Linked DNA regions of Homo sapiens: region 1 is linked to region 2. Evidence: read pairs that join two places in POLR2A ChIA-PET (ENCODE). Cell type or tissue: Caco-2. All regions are shown on one strand. Links, peaks and the distances in the headings refer to the core of each region. The heading gives the core; the rest is flanking DNA. Region 1 has its middle 3.1 kb from the start of PTPRH. Region 2 overlaps ISOC2 (isochorismatase domain containing 2).

Region 1 (2,903 bases), core at 205-2,704, 240 kb before region 2:
AGTTCAAGACCAGCCTGGGCAACATAGGGAGATCCCGTCTCTATAAAAAGTAGAAGTAAATTAGCCAGGCATGGTGGTGCACACCTGTGGTCCCAGCTACTCAGGAGGCTGAAGAGGGAAGATCAGTTGAGCCCAAGAGGTGGAGGCTGCAGTGAGCTGTGATTGCACCACTGCACTCCAGCTGGGGTGACAGAGGGAGACTCTGTCTCAAAATTAACAAATAAATAAATAAGTTCTCACACCACCACTTTGAGAAGTCAGTTTCTCTGTCTCTGAGAGCCTCAGTTTCCCCATCTGTATACACAAAGGTTTGGTTGCGAGAAGTTTCCTTTCAGTGGGCACCGGATGTAATTCATGCCAATCACTTGCTTGGGTTTCTGTTTTAACCTTTCTCTGTTTCTCGTCTATATCTTAAAAAAAATTTTTTTTTTATTGAGACAGGGTCTTGCTTTGTTGCCCAGGCTGGTCTCGAACTCCTAGACTCAAGTGATCCTCCTACCTTGGCCTCCCAAAGTTCTAGGATTATAGGCATGAGCCACCACACCCAGCTGTCTCCCCTATACTTTTTGATGTCTCTCTCTCTCTCCTGGTCCTCCTCCTCCTCCTCACTGTCTCTTCCCTCTATCTCTCTTCCCTCCCATCTAGATCCCCAACTTATAAACATGCTCACCCTCCCTGTCTATAAAAAAATGCATCACTTACATTGACTCCACACCCACCGTCCTACCACACCCTACTTGCTTTCTCTTCAAAACCCAACTCCTCGGCCGGGCATGGTGGCTCACGCCTGTAATCCCAGCACTATGGGAGCCCGAGGCAGGTGGATGACCTCAGGCAGGAGGTCAGGAGTTCAAGACCAGCCTGGCCAACATGGTGGCCATCTGTACTAAAAATACAAAAATTAGCCGGGCATGGTGGTGCATGCCTGTAATCACAGCTACTCAGGAGGCTGAGGCAGGAGAATCGCTTGAACCCAGGAGGGGACACTGCAGTGAGCCGAGATCGCACCACTGCACTCTAGCCTGGGTGACAGAGGGATACTCCATCTCAAAAAACAAAAAGAAACAATAAAAAAATCAACCACTCCACAAAATGACCCACATTCCCCAGCTTCCAAAGTCCTCCTGGAGCAGCTGCCTGTGTATGGGGAAGGCAAACCAAAAACAAAACCTGTAGGACCTCGGACTCGGGCCCTCCAACTCCAGTCCCTCCTTCAGATGAATGCAGCCCCAGCCAACATCTTAGCAGCAACCTCAGGAGAGACTCGGCCGTGCTCCTCTTTTCCCCTTAAGAACAGAAATTTCCACGGAGCCACTAATGAGAGTCCCATTAGCACGACCCTCATCACCTGAGTTCTTTTCAATTCCTCTTACCTGTGTGATGAGAAGCACCAAGAGAGCGTTGCTTGGTGTATGTAATGATACCATCTCTAGGTCTGGTGAGCAGGAACCAGAGTCACCACAGTGGGGCAGCAGAGGGCCTGGGCTCAGGTTTCCCAGAAGCAGAGCCTGAGGCAGGGATTCAGATGCTCATGAACTGTTTGAGGGTTTGCTTTCAGAAGACAGAGAGTGATGAAAGCAGTATGGGGCAGAGGAAGGAGCCAAGTGAGGCTATCACTTCAGAGGGATCCCATCACAGAGACAGGATCTGAACTTTTAACCTCTAATCTTTGTCTATGGGCTTCTCCAGGGGTGAGAGTTTCATGACTTTCCTAGTAAAACACGTTCCTCTCAGGTCAAGAGCAAGTTTTTTGTTTTTTTTGTTTTGTTTTGTTTTCAGATGAAATCTCGCTCTCACTCTGTCACCCAGGCTGAAGTGCAGTGGCACCATCTTGCCTCACTGCAACCTCCACCTCCCGGGTTAAAGGATTCTCCTGCCTCAGCCTCCCGAGTAGCTGGGATTACAGGCGCCTGCCATCACACCCAGCTACTTTTTGTTGTTGTTGTTGTTGTTTGTTTGTTTGTTTGAGACAGAGTCTGGCTCTGTTGCCCAGGCTGGAGTGCAGTGGCTCGATCTCAGCTCACTGTAAGCTCTGCCTCCCGGGTTCACGCCATTCTCCCGCCTCAGCCTCCGAAGTAGCTGGGACTACAGGTGCCCGCCAACATGCCCAGCTAATTTTTTATATTTTTTGGTAGAGATGGTGTTTCACCATGTTAGCCAGGATGGTCTCGATCTCGTGACGTCGTGATCCGCCTGCCTTGGCCTCCCAAAGTGCTGGGATTACAGGCGTGAGCCACTGTGCCTGGTCAATTTTTGTACTTTTAGTAGAGACGGGGTTTCACCATGTTGGCCAGGCTGGTCTCGAACTCCTGACCTCGTGTGATCCGCCTGCCTTGGCATCCCAAAGTACTGGGATTACAGGTGTGAGCCACTGCGCCCAGCCAAGACCAAGTCTCTTGAGAATGTGGCATCTGCAAGCAGCCAACACTGCTTAAGAATGAGTGCTCAGTGCCTGCAAAGGAGATCTGGGTGAAGCACCAGCGACGTCCACCCCTAAAGCCTCACACCTGTTACCAGTCCTGAGCCAGTTCTCAGTCTTGGAACCCCTTCCATGTAGCGGATGCTTTTCCCTCAGGGAGGACTCACCGATACTAGTCAAAGTACATACTGTAAACCTTCCTCCCAGTTTCTCCTAAAGGCCAATATCCATGGTCGCTGGGGATTAGAGAAAGAGAAAAGGCTACTGGACTCTGACTCTGAATCAATCCTAATTTGGAGGCACACACAGGTCACCGTGAATCATGGTCTGACTGGTGTGCTTGGGGCTGTCAGGTAACGAACGGAGGGTTCACCTAAAGACCATCACACAGTGGGTCAACGGGACTCTAAAGACCCTGTGTGGCTCCTTCCTCAGGCCTTGAGAGTGAAGTTGAAATCGACATTCTCATAAAATGGCAGACACA
Region 2 (2,903 bases), core at 286-2,785:
GAGGAGGCGGGCCCGGGCGGGTGGGGAAAGCCCAGAGGGAAGGGGCGGGCTCTTGCTGGAGGGCGCGGGGACCCCAGTTCCGGGCGCCAGGGGCGGCGGGGCGGGGAGACCCTGGGGGCTGCACGGGGGCGCCGTGCCTCGCGGGCCGCGGGGAAGGCAGGGACCGAGCGAGGGAGGAGGACCCTCCCCCGACCCGCAGCCCAGGCGGCGGCCGGTCCCGGCGCCCCCGCCCAGATCCCTGCGCCGCCCGGCCCGCGTGCTTGTCTCTGGGTCTCTGCATCTTCGCGTCCCGGGGCGCCCCGTCCACGCCTCCTCCCGGACCCCCGCCTCCCCCGCCCGTCTCTGTCTCTAGCGGGGGTCTCAGCCCTCGTCTGTCGCTGCGGGTCTCCTCGCATCTCGGCGTCTCTCTCCGCGTCTCTCTCCGTCCCGGCGCCTGTGTCCCGGGCTGTCCCCAGCTCCGAGCCTCAGTTCCCTGCGCGCCTCCATTTCCCTCCTTCCCCCGCCCGGTCTCCGTCACCCCTCTGTCTCCACATCCCGCTTGTCTCTCCTTCCTGGCTCCACGTCTCTTTCTCTGTCCCAGGTTTGCTGTCGTCTGATCTCTGTCTGAGTGTCTGTGTCTCCACTCGCCCCCGACCCGGCCCCCCGAGCCCCCTCCCGGGTCCCCCACTCCCATTCAGGCCCGGGTTGGTGGGGTGGGGGGGCGCTGCGGCGGGAGCTGTGTGTTCCCAGCGCAAAATAGACTCTCGTTGCCATGGCGACGCGCGCGGGGCCTCGGAGACGCGAGGCTTCGGGCTTGGGGGGTGAGGAGGGGGGACACCTGGATCCGGAAGGCGGGGGCCGGGGGCGCCGCCGCCCGGTCCCAGGGGCTCCTCCTAGATCCCTGGGGAGAGGGATGCTGGGCGCTCCGACGCTGGGGGCCAGGGGACCGGACCTTCTGGGAGGGGTCTGGGCTCCCAGGGTCGGCGGTGGGGGCTCCGATTGCCCAACGCGGGGCGGGCTGACTGACAGCTCTGACGCCGGTGTCTCTGAGGACTCAGGGGTGGCCTCTCAGGTCTCCAAGGTTGGGGAAGAGGCAAGGGCTGCAAATCTGGAACGGAGGAGCTCTCCCTGGGGGTCTGCAGATTCCAACTCCTAGATCTGCAGAATTCTGGGAGCCCCCATGTGGGTCCCGGAACTCCTGCGTCTGGGGGAGCCGGGACTACAATGCTTTCAGCCCTTCCTTCCATCCGTCCATCCATCCTTCCATCCATCCATCCACCCATCCACATGGCTGTGTCTTCCTTCCTCCCGTCTCCATGTCCCCTTGCCTCAGTTTCCCTTCCGCACCTGGGTGCGGTCTCGCTCACCTCGCTTTCCGGATGCGGGACCCTTGGGGAGCCGGGGGTGGCGGCGTGGGGGGCGGCCGGAGGCGGCGGCGGAGCGCGTGTCTGCCGGCAGCTGGGCTGGGCGTGCGCGCGCCGGCTGGGGGCGACCCCGGCCGCAGTTCTCCTCCGAGCAGATGCGCCGCGTCCGTGCAGATGTGTCAGCCGCCAGCCCTCGCCTTTGCCTCGCGCCGAGAAGAGGCACCTCCCCCCCCCCACCTGCTGGGGACCCCGCTTTCTCCCTCCTGCAGCCCCCAGTCGCCCCCGGGATCCCCCCCAACCCAAGAATGGTTTGGTCCACAGCCACATATATGTTTATTCTGCGAGTCCGTGTCCCACAGTCTGAGACTCTTCTTCCCCTCCCCTTCCCGCCCCGTGAAGTGGCCCGGGGCCGAGCCCCGCCTCCATCTTGGCTCAGCCAATTCCCACCCAGTTTCCAGGAGTCTCATTTGCATTTCCGGGAGCAGCTGTCCAATGGGAAGGCAGCACCCTGCCCCCCCCACAAGGGGGCGGCACTCCTGGTGGATCGCACCACTCTTGGGATCCAGGGATGGGGGGAACGGGCTTCCACTGAGGTCCGGGTGACAGGAGGGTGGTCTTCCCTCAAGGCAGGGTTGGAGTTCAGTGGAGGAGGGAGTTCTGGCCTTGGAAGAGGCCCAGCAGTCCGCTGTCTGGGGCGGGCTCCTTGATGAGTTTCTGGATCTGTAAGGGCAGGGGGCGATGGGTCAGGAAGCGTCTAGGGTCCCGATCTCCATGGATGACAAATCTGAGGGACACCTCTCCGTCTTCATCTCTCGGACCTTCTGGCTAGCAGCTGCCCAAGACAACACTCCCTCTTCTCAAGACTTTTCCTGGGGCCTCCCTTTCATTACACGTGACTGGTTGAGCTCCTCACTGCCTGCCATCTTGGTGTGCTTTGCGGGCTTGGACCACTAAGGGTGGACAGCTCTGTGCTGGGGCTTCCTGTCTACACCTTCCTCTTCTTAAGTAACCTCATTTCTCCCATCCCTCTTCTGGGCCCTCAGCTCACAAATCCAGCCTGGACTTTGCCCCTGAACTCGACTCATCTATCTAACTGCCTCTTAGATAGACATGAGCAACCAACCGCATTTCATCCATCAGCAAGTCCCAGCAAGTTTATCTCCAGAAAATAAAATAAATAAATAAATAAATAAACAACAACAACAACAAAAAAGCCTGCATCCCCCCTGCCTCATCACCGCTTGCCTGGGCGCCCAAATTAACCTCCTTACTGACAGGTCTCCCTCCTCCCCTCTATGCCACACTCCCTAATCCACTGGTCACACAGGGCCAGAAAGAACTTTGTAAACTGCCGATCTGATATGGCCAGCTCCCCTGCATCAAACCCTGATGGCTGCCCGTGGCTGAAATCTCAAACCTCTGGGCTCTGACTCCTGCGTGAAGACAGGCTGCTGGCTCCTCCCGCGTGGTGCTCACCCTGGCCTGCTACAGCTCCTCAAAGAAAGCTCAGTCCCCCTCCCCTGGGAACACTGTGAGTGCCTGATGCCCCCTTCCCCGGCA

The links. Peaks named below come from ENCODE experiments on the same cell type or tissue, not always from the same donor. Only the 100,000 strongest peaks of a DNase experiment are listed, where the experiment ranks them.
Region 1: POLR2A ChIA-PET joins it to region 2 with 10 read pairs; 4 of 35 experiments call an interaction of 5 or more read pairs at or near these places.

The regions. Positions count from the first base shown.
Region 1 is chr19:55,211,167-55,214,069 of GRCh38, forward strand. No RefSeq gene overlaps it. Among named protein-coding and RNA genes, the nearest start is that of PTPRH, 3.1 kb to the left of the region's middle. In Caco-2, for the core only: a CTCF peak has its summit at 1,469; a DNase peak (open chromatin) is centred at 1,495.
Region 2 is chr19:55,451,326-55,454,228 of GRCh38, forward strand. ISOC2 (isochorismatase domain containing 2) reads right to left here. Exons shown (of 6, transcript NM_001136201.2): 6 at 1,660-2,063. The coding sequence ends at 1,983. Among named protein-coding and RNA genes, the nearest start is that of ISOC2, 8.9 kb to the right of the region's middle. In Caco-2, for the core only: no CTCF peak of the experiment used is centred there; a DNase peak (open chromatin) is centred at 1,796; H3K4me3 peaks cover 531 bases.